Regions from separate parts of the Mus musculus genome. Here regions 2 and 3 are each linked to region 1. A link is a loop called in an ENCODE intact Hi-C map of the cell type or tissue named here. Cell type or tissue: heart. All regions are shown on one strand. Each heading gives the region's core, and the rest is flanking DNA. Links, peaks and the distances in the headings are about the cores only.

Region 1 (5,713 bases), core at 353-5,352:
TAATAAATCTTTAAAAAAAAAAAGGGCATCTTCAGACACCTGCACTCATGTGCACAAGCTCATACACTGACACAATACATAGGTATAGAATCAAAAATAAATAAGTAAATACAGCAAGCTCCAGGACAGCCAAGACTACTACATAATGAGATCGTGGCTTTTTAAAAAAAGGTTTTAAAAATATATAAATCCAAATATGTCGCTTCCATGCTTTAAATTCTCAAAACCATCCCATTACACAAGTCTAAACTCACTTCCATAGAGCAGGCATTACTGACCCGCCCCCTCCCCTCCTCCACACACTACTTCTCTCCCTGAGTTCCTCCTACTCTCAATCACTGGCCTTCTGGCTGACACTGCTCACTGTACCTCAGACCTTTGTACTATATGTTCTCTCTCTCTCTCTCTCTCTCTCTCTCTCTCGCTCGCTCTGTGTGTGTGTGTGTGTGTGTGTGTGTGTGTGTGTGTGTGTCCGAGTGTGTGTGTGTCCGAGTGTGTGTCCCAGTCCCAGATCCTGATGTGGCTACCCACCCTCTTCATCCAGGCTGCTGCTGGAAGCTACCCACTTAAGAGGTCATCTCAGTCCAGTAAAATATAAAAGTAACCCTGTATCCTTTCATCACTCTTCAACTCCTTCTCCAGCTTTGTTTCCCACAGGATTATCATTATTTGAACTTTATTGCATATTCACTGATTTGACTGTCTGACTCTCTACTCATCTGTGAATTCCATGAAAGCAGAGACTATGCTGTACTGGGGGGGGGGGGGGGGACTCGAAAAGTAGAGATGAATGAGTCTTAGAACAACAGAAGGTACCAGATAGACACCTGGGAACTGAGAATACCTCCAAGGGTAACCTGAGCCACACTGGCCATGTTAAAAGCTTGCCTCCACTAGCAGGGACACTGTACCTTAAGCTCTCCTATTTGCAATAAGGGTACAGCAGCACTGAGGGGGTCAGTATATGGGAGCGCAGAAGAATTTTAATCCAACAACATGGCAGCTCTGGCAAGAGATCACATCCAAAGCTATGAATTGGCTGGAATGCAGACAGCTGCACACCTTTAATCCCTCTGGCTGGAACACATACCCTTGATCCCTCTGAATGCAATAGAGACACACTCTTAGTACACACCTTTAATCCCAAACAATGACAACTACTTGAGGAGCAGACAAAGTGATGAATCAGAGAAAGATTTGACAGAATTTATCAGAGATAGGATACACCCAACTCACACAAGAACAGACAAGAAAGAGATGCTACTTAAAAGTAGTGAGGGAGAGAGGAAAGTACAGAAGTTCAGTTGAGTGCAGTTGAATTCAGCACATGGAGTTCAGAGGCAAGTCTTTTCAAGCAGAGCAATTCAGTCAGAAGTCAAGAGAAGCCTTTGAATCAGTCAGCTTGGAGAGGAGTTTGAGTCAGAATAGCTGAGTTGACCAGCCATCCAGAGTTCAGAAAGAGCTAGAAAGGGTGAGTTTATTCAGTGTAAGTCTCAGAGGCTGAAACATTCTAGGCCTACGATAGCAGACAGAGGCTGGAAGGGGAAGCCTTCAAGGTCCAGGCTTGCAGAAGTTTAGATTGTATAGAGGCTAGAAGCTTCTAGGCCTAGGGATAGTTAGATAAAAACGTTCTGGGCTCAACCCAAGCCATGTATTCATAAAGCTCAAGTATGGCTCTCCTCTCATCACTTCATCTGAGGAAATACCAGCAAAATCACATTTACAGGGCAGTACCAGAGGAGTGTGTGTGAACTGTGAGAGCATGGCAAGATGCATGTCACTGTTCAGTTTAAAAAAATAATAATAATGATTTGTCTGTTAAGTACCTTTACATTTCATTATAAGCTGTGGTGTAGGGTTTACCATGGGCACACCAATGTTACTGAAAAGAAAAAAAAATCACAGTAGAGACATAGCTGGTACCTCAAATTCATTTTCTTGCTGGTTTTATCATGCAAACGCCTATCTAGAATAATTCTTGTGAACTATGGTAACTGCTTGCTGATGAAAAAAAAAAAATACTCACTGCTGTAAAATGTCAACTCTCGCCTGTAAGAACATTCCTTCCTCCGTCCCCTGCCCATCACCCCATATCCAAGGAAGACACAGAGAGAACTTCATTGCTTTACAAACTCCTCTGGTTCAAAGATTTTCAGTTTCAAGATCTGTTATGGCCATCTGTTAGCAAGATAATTAACAGAAATCTCTGGTGGGATTCTTCATTACGTTAACAGGTTTACAAAGGCAGAATGACATCTACCGGGAACCAATACGGATGCAGTGAAACACAAGGCATGCTAAAATAACCCAGCTTCTCTAATGACACCACTGGGAAAATCTGGAGAATGTGATGACTCCACTTCAGAAAAGCCTGGCAAAGCAGCTCACAGCAACCCACAGCAGAGAAGGACAGCACTCTGTACACAGCCTGTACCTGCCTTGTGTGCCCTAATTCACATGCACAGTGGACACCTAAAGAAAGAATGTCCTACACAGATCAAACAGATGATTCTGCTGTGAACCTCAACTTAAACTCACTAGGGAGAGTCAACTCAAAAGGAAAAACCTCAAAAGCTGCTTGTCAAAGATACTCAGAACAGAACGGCAAACACCATGAAACCTGGAAAATAACCAGGACCCATGGTGTTTACAGCAGCAAGACAAAATGTTGCACACTTGTTATAAAAGCTGGGCAGAGAGGACGGTGCCTGTAAACCCAGCACTGAGGGGGCAGAGGCAGGGGGCTACAAGTTTAAGGCCAGTTTGCATTATAGAGCAAAGCTAGGCTTAAAGAATAAATAGGTAGGTGGAAGGAAGGAAGGAAGGAAGGAAAAAAATAGACAGACAGACAAACAGACAGACAACAATTATAAATATAGACTTCTAGACCATCTCAGTAAGTTACCCACAGCAGCTTACTCCTCTCCATCCTACCCTCAGACGCTAACTTAGAATCTAAAGAATAGGCAACAAAAAGAACTGGGTAAAAGGTGATAGGAAAAGCAGTATGACTCTGGAAATCAGGAGAGGGTCACCCAAGTGCCAGACTCTCTAAAATGTTCTACCAGACACAAGTGGGACACAGCTGAAGTGGGAACCACAAGGCACCTTTAACAGTTTTTGAGGCTATTTACTGTCACTGAGGCTCACAAACAACCCTGTCATGTGCACCCTAATTTGAAAATGCAGTTGTGGGGTTGGGGTAGGTAAGACAATGAGACAAAGAAAGTTTTCTGGCTGAGGTGCACAAGAACAAAGCATAACAGAGGACCACCAGCAGGGGGCACCCTGCCCACAAGGTTTTTGGTGCATTATTGAGGGCAGATGAACCCAGGCAGACAACTCTAGACATGTTCACAGACACAAAACAGACACAGCTGAAAACACAGAGGGGTGGGCTCTGCCATGGAGATCAGGCCACTGGAACCCAGACCCTAGGATGAGCCAAGCCAACTTTCCTCTACAGGAACGCCAGGACCCAGCCTTCCTTCCCCTCACCCTTGTCCTGTTCGAGTGATTACAAGTAAAAAACTCAAGACGATAGTTCTAGCAACATCAAGCAGAAACAGCCAGTCCAATTCACCTGTTCTAACGCAAGGCCAATAGCAGACATGTGTTATAACCACATCAGCCATGAGTAAACAAACTAAAAAGAAAAAAGAAACCTTAAGCCTGCATTACCTCATCAACTTAACCCAAGAAAACACACCCAGGAGAGAGTTCACACAGCAGCGAGAGACATGCAGGAGATGGCTTTAGCCCACAGCATGAACACATCCAGTCACATCTACTCCATGCTCTCGTTTTGTTAAAAGTGAGAAAGCTTAAAATGTATACTGAAAACAAGAAAAAGGGACAAACTCTGATTATTTTAGAAGATGGACTAGACATAGTAAAACTTACAAGGCCTGTCCAATATAGAAAGAAAAATATAACTATTTAGATCTTATTTCTCTATATGATTACAAGTTATATGTATATTACAAGTTACTATACTCTAAGTCCAGAAAGCCACAGTTGGGCAGTGACAGAAAGGACAGACCCATGGCCGAAAACAACGACCACCTAGGCCAGTAGGTTTGCAGCTGAGCCCCAGGGAGCCCAAAGCCTGCCTTAGTCAAGTATTCCAAGGCACACATAGAACCATGGAAAACCTCCCAAGTCACTTTATGAGGGTTAACCACTAATCTGCTACCAAAATGACAAAAAAGGAAATTATTGTATATACCAACAATAAAGTAACAGTTAAAACCGTATTTTAAAACTTATGGCTTATGTGTTAGTTGTTTGTTTGTTTGTTTGTTTTTTCAAAACAGAGTTTCTTTGTGTAGACTTGGCTGTCCAGGAGCTTGCTCTGTAGGTAAGGCTGGCCTCAAACTCAGAGATCCACTTGCCTCTGCCTCCTAAGCACTAGAATTAGAGGCATGTGCCACCACCGCCTTGCTAAATAAACTTTTAAAAATGAATATGTCGTGGCTGGAGAGATGGCTTAGTGGTTAAGAGCACTGACTGCTCTTCCAGAGGTCCTGAGTTCAATTTCCAGTAATCACATGGTGGCTCACAACCATCAGTAATGGGATCTGATGCCCTCTTCTAGTGTGTGTCTGAAGACAGCTGCAGTGTGTTCATATAAATAAAAAATAAATAAATCTTTAAAAAAATAAAAACAATATGTCAAAGGACCAGAGAGATGGCTCAGTGGTTAAGGCCCACTGCCGCTCTTGCAGAGGACCCTGGTTCAATTGCCAGCACCCACGTGGTAGACCCAAACCATCTGTAACTCCAGTTCTAGGGTACCAAATAGGCATGCATGCAAACAAGATATTCATACACAAAAAGTAAATAAATAATTCTTTTTAATTTTTTAAAAAGCTGATTAAGTGGTTAAGGGCACTGGCTGTTCTTCCTGAGGACACCCCAAGTGACTGGCCCCTCTTCCCATGAGAGGATCACATGTTCTTATTGTTTCCAAGTGGCTTCTTACAGGAAAACACTCTAGACCACTGGCTTTGGGTTAGGTCATGTGACTTGATCTAGTCAATGGGAAATGAATGATTGTAGCATAGGCCAAATCTAAGCTGACTGTTAGGAATTCTTGTGTCTCCCACAGTCTCTTGTTTTTTTCTCTGCCTACCTTGTCCCCAAAAGGGACTGTTCCTTCAGAAATGTAAGATTTGGGAAGAGCGAGTACAGCTGACTCACAGCCAGAAAACACAACATGACCTGAAATTAATGTCTGTTGCAAGCTTTGGGCTTTGGGAGTTGTTTATTATTTCAGTAAAGCTGGCAAGTGCATATAATTATAAAATGTCTCTGTAATTTTCTAAACTGCAGAGAGGAAATGGTCATACAACACTGGATAATTTTTAAGACATTATCCTTTTCAACCCTGGAGTTATTCACGTATGTCTTAACTAGCTTGTATAAGCTCTTGAACGTCACTTACTCTTACTAGTGTAAAAGGTTCTGTTTTCCCCACCACTGCCCTAGAAACCCCATCGCAAATAATCTCCAAAACCTCCACGGCCATTTGCACCCATCCACCAAGTCCTGAGGCCCCTCAGCCCGGTGTGCAAGGTGGTACTGTCTGGGAACAGGTTTATACTTTCCTTCTCTGGATTTTGATCCATTTCCTATGTGACAAAGACTCTTCCTTGTATGTGCGCGCACAGACCACCTGTTTCCACACTGATAGGCTGATAAAGCCTTTTAG
Region 2 (5,713 bases), core at 365-5,364, 64 kb after region 1:
ACAGATGCAGGCTTAGATTCTGCACTTCTACATATTTACTTTACTTTATTTTTGGCAGTACTGGGGATTAAGCCCAGGGCCTTGTGCCTGCTAGGTAAGTACTCTGCCACTCAGCTCTGACTCCAGCACCTGTCTAAATATTTAAAGGTCATAAATCAAGCTCATATAAAGCTGTGCCTGGAAAAGGACTGAAAGGTGATATGAAGACAACTGCTACTGGTCATATCTGGATAATCTTGATATTTAATTCACAACAAAATAAATATATACATACATACATAGTTTATAAATTATTTTAAGTATATATAATAAAAGAGTTTGTCTTTTTATCAACAAAATAACTATTTGTATTATAATAATAAAATTATGTGTTGTTTTTTATAAAAGCCATTGCCCATTGATGATGGAAGTTGGACAGCTCTTGTACAACTATACATCTTAAGTAGTTTTTAAATCATTTTAGTTTGGAGAAAATATTTGCTCCAGTATGGAAACAACTGAAACTTCTAATTAAATAACTTTAAGCAGTGTGTAGTTTCAGAAATGAGAGGGTGTGGGGTTAGAGAGATGGCTCAGTGGCTAAGAGCACTGTGTGTTCCTACAGAGGACCACAGTTGGGGTTCCAGCACCTACATGTCTGCTAACAGTTGTCTGTCATGCCAGTTCCAGGGGATTTGATGTTCTCTTCTGGCCTCTGCAGGCAGACATGCAGGCAAAACACCAATACACATGCAATAAATCTTTTTAATGATAGGTTGGGGTGTAGCTTAGTTGGTAGAGTGCTTGCCTACTGTCTTAGTCAGGGTTTCTATTCCTGCACAGACATCATGACCAAGAAGCAAGTTGGGGAGGAAAGGGTTTATTCGGCTTACACTTCCACACTGCTGTTCATCACCAAAGGAAGTCAGGACTGGAACTCAAACAGGTCAGGGAGCAGGAGCTGATGCAGAGGCCATGGAGGGATGTTCTTTTCTGGCTTGCCTCACCTGGCTTGCTCAGCCTGCTCTCTTATAGAACCCAAGACTACCAGCCCAGAGATGGCACCACCCACAAGGGGCCTTTCCCCCTTGATCAGTAATTGAGAAAATGCCTTACAGCTGGATCTCATGGAGGCATTTCCTCAACTGAAGCTCCTTTCTCTGTGCTAACTCCAGCTGTGTCAAGTTGACACAAAACTAGTCAGTACACCTACCAAGCATGAGACCCCTGTGTCACATAAATCTAGTATGGTGGTCCCACCTGTGATCCCAGGACCTGGCAGATAAAATCAGAAAGATCGTAAAGTCAAGGTCCTCCTCCACTACATACGGAATTCAGAAGGAAAGAAGGAAGGAAGGAAGGAAGGAAGGAAGGAAGGAAGGAAGGAAGGAAGGAAGGGAGTTGCACTGAAGTTTTTTTTTATGACATATGTGTTGCATATTATATTAAAGCATTTACTCGAGGCTACCATAATACAATATCATTGTTTAGGTATCAGACTCTTGTGCCTCAGTTCTAGGTATTAGAAAGTTCAAGCTCAAGACGCCACAAGGTAGGTTTCATTCTGGAGCATCTTCTCCTGGCAAGTAGCTGGCCCCTCATGCACGACCCCCTCATGTTTGCTTTGGGAGAGAGCCAACAAGCTTTCCAGGCTGGCCTCACACTCAGAGATTCCCCGCTTTTGCTGGGATTAAGGCTGTGTGCTACCAATATGCCAGGCAAAAGTATCTTACGGAGACAAGACACATCATTTTGCTTGTGTTTTTCCAGTGCCTTACACAGCACGTGAGTCATTAGATGTTTGTTGAATGAATGAGTGAGTTTCAGCCTTTCTCTTCTGGAGCGTTGAACTGAGGGCCTCAAGCCTTAGGCAAGCACCCTGGGGCTAATGGTCATCTCCAGCTCCACATGCCAACTTTAACTGGACTTAAATTAAACATTAGTCAACACCGCACCTGCCTGGCATCCTTCCTGGCACTTGGAGAATACTGAAATACTGGAAACTTGGTTCTCTAGAGGCACTCAAATTATAAATAGGTGTTAGGAAATCATACGTTGGCAATCACGCAGCCATTCCACAGGAAACCTAGTGCAGTTCAGAAAGCCCTCTAAATAACCCATGGAAAACACCAGGGTTCAATAGAGCCAATAACGAGGCGGGCTTCAGTCTAATTACAAATTATCACACATTAAAGAATGGAGGATGCATGGCAGCTAGTAGCATATAGCCATGTATCTACTTTCCTTGTCTTCATGCAAAGCAGGAGATGTTCAAGTCCAACCACATATTATCACACAGCCAGGCATGGGGATGCAGAGAGAGAGTAAAAAGTTTGGATACCAGTACCCACTTACAGGTATAATCCTTAGGCGACCAACATCCAATACCTTCACCATCAATTCCAAACTATTCATCTTTCCTTATCTGGTAAAACTGTCAGTTCTCTCATACTGTCCCGTGCTCCGCTCTTTGCTGCCATCTACCGGACAGATCGATGAGTGCCTCCCCCGCCTCGCTGCCCCTCTCTCTCATCAAACCTGCTAGCTATCTTTGTAGAGAAAATATCTTGAAGATAATTCATTCTAAAGGAATCAGGCCATTTTCTCTTACCTAGATGATCCTCTTCCAAGGCTAACAATATCCCAAAAACCAACCAAGCAGACAAACAGCAACAACAACAACAACAACAACAACAACAAAACACTTGCTGCTCTCCCAGAGGACCCAGGTTTCCACCTGTACATTCAAACACATAAAATTAAAACAAACAAACAAACAAAGAGATACCTCTAATCAATGGTTCATACATCCTAGGCCTAGCTCCTCTGGAAGCTGAGTCAGTAGTAGTACTTAAGCCCACGTGCTTGAGAATAGCCTGCGTGACATAATAAGAGAAAGGAGAAAGAAAAGAGAATGCACAAATAGTCTCCTGGGTGGTTCTATGGTTCAGGCTCCTTTTGGTTATACAAGTTCACAATACCTCCCTCCCCTTGTTTTTGAGACAGGGTCTCCCTATGCAGCCCTGACTGGCCTATAGAAGTTCCAAGAACTCTCAAGGAGAAAACAAAATGATTTCAAGGGTTACTAGTCACAAAAATCAAAGGCAAAACAATTGGCCATGAGTAAAATTTATCTTTCTGCTGATCATGTTCCCCCTTTTTAGTCATACTGAACTGGTCAGGGAACTACGAATTGTTTTAGAGGAACTTTCTTCCACTCCTTAAACAATGTTCTTTTAGAATGCCCACTATTTTAATGTGTTATTATTTTAACTACTGTGTAGGCAGTTATAATAGTAAGATGTATGTATTCACGAGGTCATGATCAGGGGAGTAAACATTTTCAGCTGTTAACCCTTTTATTTCCCCCGTTTGGGAATTAAAGAGATTCCTGTGCCCTGGTTCTTGCACTGACTACTTGCGCAACAGGAAAAAAAAAATTCTCCTAAGAATAGAGATCTTATTTATTTTTTAAGTCAGCCTCGGCCTCACCAGGACCTTTTAACTGAAAGAATTTGTTAGGATTTTAAAGCTTGAATAAAGCTGTGTTTTCCCAGCAGATCACAGAAGAGACTCAAACTTTATTACCAACATGCTTTATATTTTCATTAGTTACTGGAACTGGATGTGAAGGCTCAGGCCTGTAAGTGCCAGCATTCAGGAAGTTGAGACAGGAGTTTTCCCATCTGCAGCCTGGGCTACAAAGTGAGTTCAAGGACAGCCTCTGTGTATCAAAACCCTGTCTCAACGGGGGTGGGGTGGGGTGGGGAATCACAATGAGCTGGTTCCAGAGGAATCCCTAATACTTTGACCCTTTAATGCAGTTCCTCACGTTGTGGTGACTCCAGACATAAGATTATTTTCTCTGCTGTTTCATAACTGTAATTTTGCTTCTGTTATGAATCATAGTGTAAATATCTGATATGAAGGATACCTTATATGTTATCCCTGTACACAAGTTGAAAACTGCTATTCTAGGGCAAAGACAATATTCAGAAGTTAAGAATTTGGTAGAGTTTTGGGGTTTTAGCTCAGCTCATTGCTGGATACAATGTAGTAACACCTCTGCTTCCCATATACAAATCACAGGAAGGCATAAACTAATGTAGAGCAAGCACCTAGCACGTGGAAAACATGCAACAATTTTTTTTTTCTGTGAACTAAGTAAATCTTTGGTATTGAACTTACTGTTTCAGTCCTGGACTGTGCATTGTAAACATTAGCAAACATCAATTATTATTTTAGAAATAAGGTTTAAGTAGTCAATACTGACCTTAAACTTGCTATGTTCCTTGTTCAAGCTACATACCTTGGACAAAAGATCCTCTTCCCACTAAATTCCCAAGGCTGGATTAAGAAGTATACACTACCATGCCCAATTTTATGTGGTGTGAGGTATCAAATTCAGGGCCTCCTGTGTCCTAGACAAGGACTCTACCAATTTAGCTACATCTCCAACATCCCAAATATTAATTAAGAGCACAGGTGCAAGTTGTGGAGAGTGGTTGATAATCACAGAACAAATACACCTTAAAACATATTTATGTCTTTTGCATTTCTGTTTATTTGTTTGTTTGTTTGCAAATAGGGTTTCTCTGGGTAGCCCTGGCTGTCCTGGAACTCGCTTTGAAGGTTGGCCTTGAATTCATAGAGCTATGCCTGGCTCTGCCCCCCCCCCCCCCCCCCCACGCCACCACCGCCTGGCAAACGCTTTTACGTCTTAAGGTAAACGTCTGGATTTAGCGTGAGGCTATGCAGCATAGGGTAACTTCCAGTAGCATCTTGGTGTGGCGTTCACTCTTTTGTTTGTTTGCTTTTGAGTCGGGGGTTTCTCTGTGTAATCCTGACTGTCCTGGAGTTTGCTATGCAGACCTGGATGGCCTCAAACTTCGAGAGATCCGAGATCCGTCTCTGCCTCCAAGAGTGCTGGGATCAAAAGCATGCCTCACTGCTCTCAGCCGACACTTTCATTTTTAAAATTCAGATTATGCACACTAGTGAAAACTTGTACCTATTTAGTGCTCACCTTGTGTATAATTATTGACTCAGACGGTAAACAACAAAAATATTCCTGGGATGGTTGTTAAAACCTGAAAGTGTGCTCAACCTCCCTCTGAAGCTCTACTGAAGTGGATTAACATCAGGGTTAAATAAATCCTGACAGACAGACAGACAGACAGACAGACAGACAGACAGACAGACAGCTAATCTCCTGCAAACCTGAAGGGGAAAAAAAAAGAATCAATTTAGGTGCTAGGGACCCTGCTCTATTCCTGCCAATCAGCGTTTGGCTCCGCCCCCAATTGTACGGCCTGCATCTCCCGTGAGCCTCTTCGACTGTCATTCTTCGGAAGGGAAACCCTTTCCGGCCGAAGAAACGCTTAAACTACGAATCACTTGGGGTAGCGTCCGTTGCGTCCAGTCGATAGGCGGGACTTCCGCTTCCAGGGGGCCCGTCAGTCAGGAGGCGGAAGTTGGTGCCGGCGGGAAGGTTGTAGCGCGGTGCATTGCTGCACTCTCGCCGGGTTCTGCGTGGGCGCGCCCCCCTGCACGGCTGCGACCGGACAGCGAGCTTTCTCCAGGCTCCTCGCATTCCGGGTAAGTAAAAAGGACTGGTGACGCCAAGAGAAGGGTGGCCCGAACGCTGGCCACGGGGCAGCGGCCTCGCGCGGCATAGTGTGCGAGGGTTTCTCACTTCCCGTTGGGTTTCGCCCACCCCGCGCGCGGGCGGGGA
Region 3 (5,713 bases), core at 365-5,364, 490 kb after region 1:
CCACCTGATTCTGCCAGTCCACTTGGGTAGTATTGTTTTAGCCACACACAACTTAGCTACTCCTGGCCAATTACAATGTCCATGCAGGCAGAGATATGAGAAGGGAGGGAGGAAGGAAGTTAGAGAGGAAAAAAAGGAGAGATAGCTAAAATAATTCTATAGTTCATATCCAAGATGCTAATGTGCTAAAACTTGATCTGATCGATACATTTTTCCTAATAATCAAATACCCACTTCCTCTATTCCTGCATTCTTGACTTAGAGACCCTGCATGCGCTGTATAACCTGTTCAGGCACTCTCTTCATCATATTAGGTTCCAGCCAGTGTATGCACTTTTTGTAGTGAGAAACCAAATCTTAATTTTCCTTGCCACGTGGGATTACACAGGATTAATAGGCAAAGTATTGTCTTTACTGTTGTGGGCAACTCCCAGAATGACCCTCAGCACAGATTAGAGTGTGGTCATTTTAGAGAAGATTTAAATACAATGGGGTTATCCAGCTGGTCTTAGGCTGAGCCGCAGACAGCAGTGGGCAGATAACCTATTACCTACTTCTTGGAGGCCGGGGCTACATGAAGTACCGCAGGCTGCAGAGATCAGCATACTGCAACGTGTTTGCTCAGTAACCCGTGACACACGAACTCTGTGCAACAGGAAATGTGACCCAAGGAATGGAGCTTCCTGTCCATCGGGTCTGGTATTTACTGTTCCTTGAGGCTGAATGAGCGGTGAATTGTCTTTGCTTTTGTGGACTATGGCAAGGAAGTGACCACCACCCTTCGCCCACTTTAGCAAGGGAAATGACCTTTGTGATGTTGAACACTGGGGGCTTGAATACAAATATCCGTATCATCCCAGGTATCTACATTAGGAAAGCAATTCACAGGGCTTAGTTATATCCTTAGAGTTCATTTATTTCAACATTGGAATTCTGCGATCTGTTTAGCAGACCTGTCAGAAAGGGAGGTGAGACATTGTGGGTAAGATTTTTACCACTTCAGTATTTTCACAAGTGTGTTCTGCCCTCGACATGACGTGGGGATTTCTGATTCCAGGGTGTCCCATCATTGGACAGCTCTTCACAGGAAGTTTGTAGGGCTGTTTTTATATATTGCCTCTGCACATGGGTTGAGTCTGAAGAGACACATTAGAAATGGCTGCTCTCTCTCTCTCTGTAGATCTGGCTTAAGCGAGTGACTTAAGTCACTCTTTTAGGTATGATTGCAGTAATACTGCTTCTTTCAACTTGAGATCTGGTGCATGCTTGAACCAGAGACTGTACCTGAGACCCAAGTCCCCAGGTGACTGGTCTTTGGCACTGGTGAGAAACATCGGCTTCTGATTGGTGGCTGCTGCTTAGCTCTCTAGTGGGAAGCTTCGACCCTGGAGAGCTGAGCCAGGAGAACAATGTGAATCTGCCCAGACAGTGATGGACCTCAATTTGTCTCTGAATAATGTAGTTGCATACCGATAGCCTGAAATCTTTCATGGTAACCAGATACTAAATTTATCCAAAGAAACATTTTCATACTATAACCAAAAACTCTCAACTTTGAACCTTTCACCTCCATAGTTTCTTTAAGTTAAGCTATTTGAAAAATATCTGGATATATCTAGGTAATAGAAATGACCTCACTGTTTATAGAGCAATTATAAAAATCATAGCTTTAATTCAACATGGTAGATTTTTTTTCTTCTTTGAGACAGGGTTTCTCTGTAGCCCTGGCTATCCTGGAACTCACTCTGTAGACCAGGCTGGCCTTGAACTCAGAAATCCGCCTGCCTCTGCCTTCGAAGTGCTGGGACTAAAGGCGTGCGCCACCACGCCCAGCTTGATTTTTTTTTTTAATCATTCTTTTTGGCAGTATCTGGATAACATCGATATCTTTCTTTAGGCTGCTTCTAATCAGGGACCAGAAGACCCCCTCCCATGGATGCTTAGGACCATGCTTATTTCTCTTAAGCAGGGTTAGGCATGTTTGTAGCACAAGCTTGATAAGAATTCAGGAACATTAAAGAAACAACAGCTGACATTCTTTCCAGGGAATGAAGCTATAGAAGTGTATTTCTAACCTTCTCATCTCACCAAGAAGTGCTTCCTTTAGCCCTCTGTCCTTTCTGTTTACTTCCTTGAGTGGGGCGTGCAGGGGCGGGGGGATGGGATGAGAATTCTTCTTTTATCCTTAAAATGTAATTGTATTTGGAGAAGTTTTGAGATTATTCTGAGTCAGCCTTCTTAGGTACCTAGAATATCCTTTTAATATTTATATTCAAGTGTGTTTTGATTTTTGTAATATTATCTTGAACTATACTTTTAAATATTATGTCTCCAACGTACCCCCTCTTGGTACACCCTGGTTATGCATATGTTGGACCGTTTGCCTATATTTCAGTTTTAACCTTTTGTGCTTTTGTTTTTTTATAGATCTCATTTTAGGATAGGCCTTTAATTCCAGCTCTTGGAGGCAGAGGCAGGCAGATGTCTGTGAGTTCGAGGCTAGCCTCTACATAGTGAGTTCCAGACCAGCCAGGACTATATAGTCAGACCCTGACTTGAAAAAAAAAAATCTCATTTTACTGTTACATTTTCTCTACTATTTTTATTAAATTTTATTCAAATCTATTCTTTCATAGACATCAAGAAATTCAGCCTTTATTTCTAACACCGGTTTGTCCTTCTCTTTCATTTTTTTTCTGAGTTCAGACACTTCTCTTTCAGTCCCTTTCTGCTTTATGCCCATTTCTGTTCTTAGTTAATTTTCTGACTGGAGATATTTTTCTTCCTATCCTCAAACGATTATTTATTGTGGTTTTTTTCCCCTCCCCTCATTTGTGGATTTCCAAAACGATAGTGTGCCTAAGCTGCAAGGTTTTGTTCATAGAACCTTGTTTTTGAGCGGACTCTGCGGTTGTCTATGGAGTCACGGCCCGCCGCGGTAGCTAACGAGATTCCCGGGTTCAGAGCGCCCTCTTCCGTCAAGGGGTGAAGTGCAGTTGCTGTAAAGAAGCATTTCTTTTCTGTTTTGTACTTGGTTGAGCATGAAATCTTCTGTTCTAGTTTAGGGTTTTCTGCTCCGTGGGATCTTGCACTAAGTTTCTTCCTGTCGACACTTACACTCCCAGGACACTCCCAAGTGTATGCGCTTCTTTCTTCTTTGCCTTTTCTTTGCCAGGAACAGTGACTTCCGCAGCTGCTCCCCAACGCCTTGATATGTCCTACCTATCTTTTCTCTGTAGCCAAGGCTGTGGTCACTCTGGTCTGTCCCCATGTTTTCACACTGAAAATGGCATTTCTCTCTCTCTCTCTCCCTCTCTCTCTCTCTCTCTCTCTCTCTGAAGGTCTCTAGCTCCCTGCCTGCTACACAGCTCTCTGCACAAACACTCATAGGAAGTTGAGAGAAAGTGGCTGGAATTTGATACTTTGTTTGTTTGTTCGTTTGTTTGTTTGTTTAATGGTGATTTTAAGATTGCTGTGTTCTCTCTGCTCTCCAGTTAGGATGATAGCTCTGTGTGTCTGTGTGTTCTGTGTGTGTGTGTGTGTGTGTGTGTGTGTGTGTGTGTGTGTGTGGTGTATGCACCTGTGTGTGGCAGGAAGCGTGTTTAGCCCGTGTACAGACCAGGTTGGTGTGGACGTCTTGATCACTGCTCTTCACCTTGTATTTTGAGACAGCGCACTGTTTTGGGTACCTGGGGCGGTCCAAAAGGATGAGAGCCAGTGTCAGTGAGCAGCCCGCCTTCAGAATCCACCTCCCAGTCCTGGCATTACAGATAAAAGCTACTGTTCCTGGCTTTTACCCAGGTTCTGGGGACGTGACCTCAGGGTGATGCTGGCCCAGTACACACTTCACTCATTGAGCCGTGTTCCCAGCCCAGCAACATTGTTCTCATGTTATTTTATTTGCTCCTCCATTTGACCTGAAGAATATTTTGGAGAATATGTAGAGAGATTCAGATTCGAGGGACCATGGTTTTCCTTGGATGGAGCAGAACTCTGATATCTGTGTTCTAAGTGCTGAGTTTCCGTCTCTGGGTCCTACTGGTTCAAATCTTTCCACCTGGACCCATCCCCCTTCTCTTCTGTACTTCATACATTACTTCCTTTTCTGTAAATTTTCTTCTTTTGGGATTCCCGTGGTTGATTTCAGGTGGTTTGGCAGCGTTCCCCTGGAACCAGTCTGTCTAAATTCAAATATGATGTGTGTGAATAAGTTACTTATCCTGTAGACAGACGCCTTAGTTATCTTAGCTGTGAATGCAGGACTGGTAATACTTACACCGTGCGTTTGTGATAGCACTGGAAGGGTTAATTCATGTGGAAAACCAGTCTGTGTGTGACACGCTCCGCTCCGTCTGTAAAATGCTAAGCATTACTTAATCTTACCTAATGACGTGTTATACCGCCTCTGTATTTTTGCTACACTTACATGGTGAATGACTCCTCCCCCTAAGTCAAATGTACGTTAAGAGCATGTAATTAATGTGTTTTGCTGTTGCAGTGATAAAACACTCTGGTAAAAAGCAACGTAAGGGAGAAAGGCTCTATTCTAGCTCCAGTAGAAGGGTGCCGTCCATTATTGTGGGGAAGTCAAGGCAGCAGAGGCTTGAAGCCGCTGTGAACATCACACCAACAGCCCGGCACAGAGGGGGACGACTGCACACGGAGGTCCTCAGGTCTCTGACTCCATTTTATGCAGTGCAGGCACCCCACCCGTGGAGTGGCCCCGTATGCAGTTAAGGTGGAGCTTGTCATATCAGTTGACCCAATCAAGACAGTTGCTTCCGGGCATGCCCAGTAGCTGGGTAATTCTCCCTCAGTGAGTCTCCAGGCCAGACCCTGTCCAGTCAACAATGAGTTCCCACCATCACTAAGTGGAAGCCACACCTATGGCACTTCGTTCCACTGGGGTACCATCAGTTGCTTGGCTTTCTCCTTACTGCTGATGGCTTAATTAAATGACCAGGACAGCTGTAATTGTCACCCTTCTCCTCATTGGGAGCACAAAGAAGTAAAAGAGCCCCACCTCACCCCAGGCTCCCCAGAGCTCTCGGTTCTTTGTGGGGTACTGCTGAGGGATGGAAAGAAATGCCTGATATTCCTCAGAGCCCCTCTCCCACAGTAAGAAGGAAAAGCCAGGTTCCAAAGAAGCCGAACTAAGAGCCAGATTTTTGTCTCCTGTGAGACATTCTTGCAGGTCTGGTTTTTCAGCTCCATTAGTCTAGATTAGATAGACCCAGTGGGTGGAGAAAGAGAGAATGGAGAGGTGGCCAGGGACCCGGAGACTTCAGGAGCTCATAAACAGCACTTCCAGTAGCAAAGATGATGGGGAATTTCCCTAGAATATTTTATTCTTCTTTCTTTTTTAATTTTATTTGTCCTTGCAATACTCTTATAGACATACTTTCTTCCCAGTTCATATATTTTTATCCCATTCTTTTTGAGAGGATAAAAATCCCATGGTTTAAAAGTGTCTGATTTACTAATTTGCATATAATTGAAAGAAATCAAAATTTCCCCCTTGAAAAATGCTATTAATATGCACGGTATAGTGTGTCTTACTGGATTTCGGATACTCATTTCCACATTTTGACATCTGTGAACCCTCGAGTTGCGTTACGGTCAGGTGTCTCTCCTGTGACCTTGTCTTTGCCCATGTATACCTCAGATTGGTCCTAACTGTCAGCGTCATCGGCTGCTTATACTGTCACTCAAA

Evidence for each region. A loop is a pair of places that touch in the nucleus more often than their neighbours do. Peaks named below come from ENCODE experiments on the same cell type or tissue, not always from the same donor. Only the 100,000 strongest peaks of a DNase experiment are listed, where the experiment ranks them.
Region 2: it touches region 1 in a loop (4-fold over the local background); 24 of 42 quality-filtered maps call a loop at or near these places.
Region 3: it touches region 1 in a loop (2.5-fold over the local background); 4 of 42 quality-filtered maps call a loop at or near these places.

What each region holds. Positions count from the first base shown.
Region 1 is chr4:59,847,993-59,853,705 of GRCm38, reverse strand. All of the region lies in intron 1 of Snx30 (sorting nexin family member 30), which reads right to left. Among named protein-coding and RNA genes, the nearest start is that of Snx30, 45 kb to the right of the region's middle. In heart, for the core only: a CTCF peak has its summit at 3,275 (motif pointing right); a DNase peak (open chromatin) is centred at 3,305; H3K27ac peaks cover 553 bases.
Region 2 is chr4:59,783,592-59,789,304 of GRCm38, reverse strand. It overlaps Inip (INTS3 and NABP interacting protein), which reads left to right and starts at 5,450. Exons shown (of 5, transcript NM_001013577.1): 1 at 5,450-5,577. In heart, for the core only: a CTCF peak has its summit at 2,480 (motif pointing left); no DNase peak of the experiment used is centred there; H3K4me3 peaks cover 755 bases; H3K27ac peaks cover 666 bases.
Region 3 is chr4:59,358,161-59,363,873 of GRCm38, reverse strand. The region is part of intron 10 of Susd1 (sushi domain containing 1); the gene reads left to right. Among named protein-coding and RNA genes, the nearest start is that of Susd1, 78 kb to the left of the region's middle. In heart, for the core only: a CTCF peak has its summit at 2,981 (motif pointing left); DNase peaks (open chromatin) are centred at 733 and 2,983; H3K27ac peaks cover 656 bases.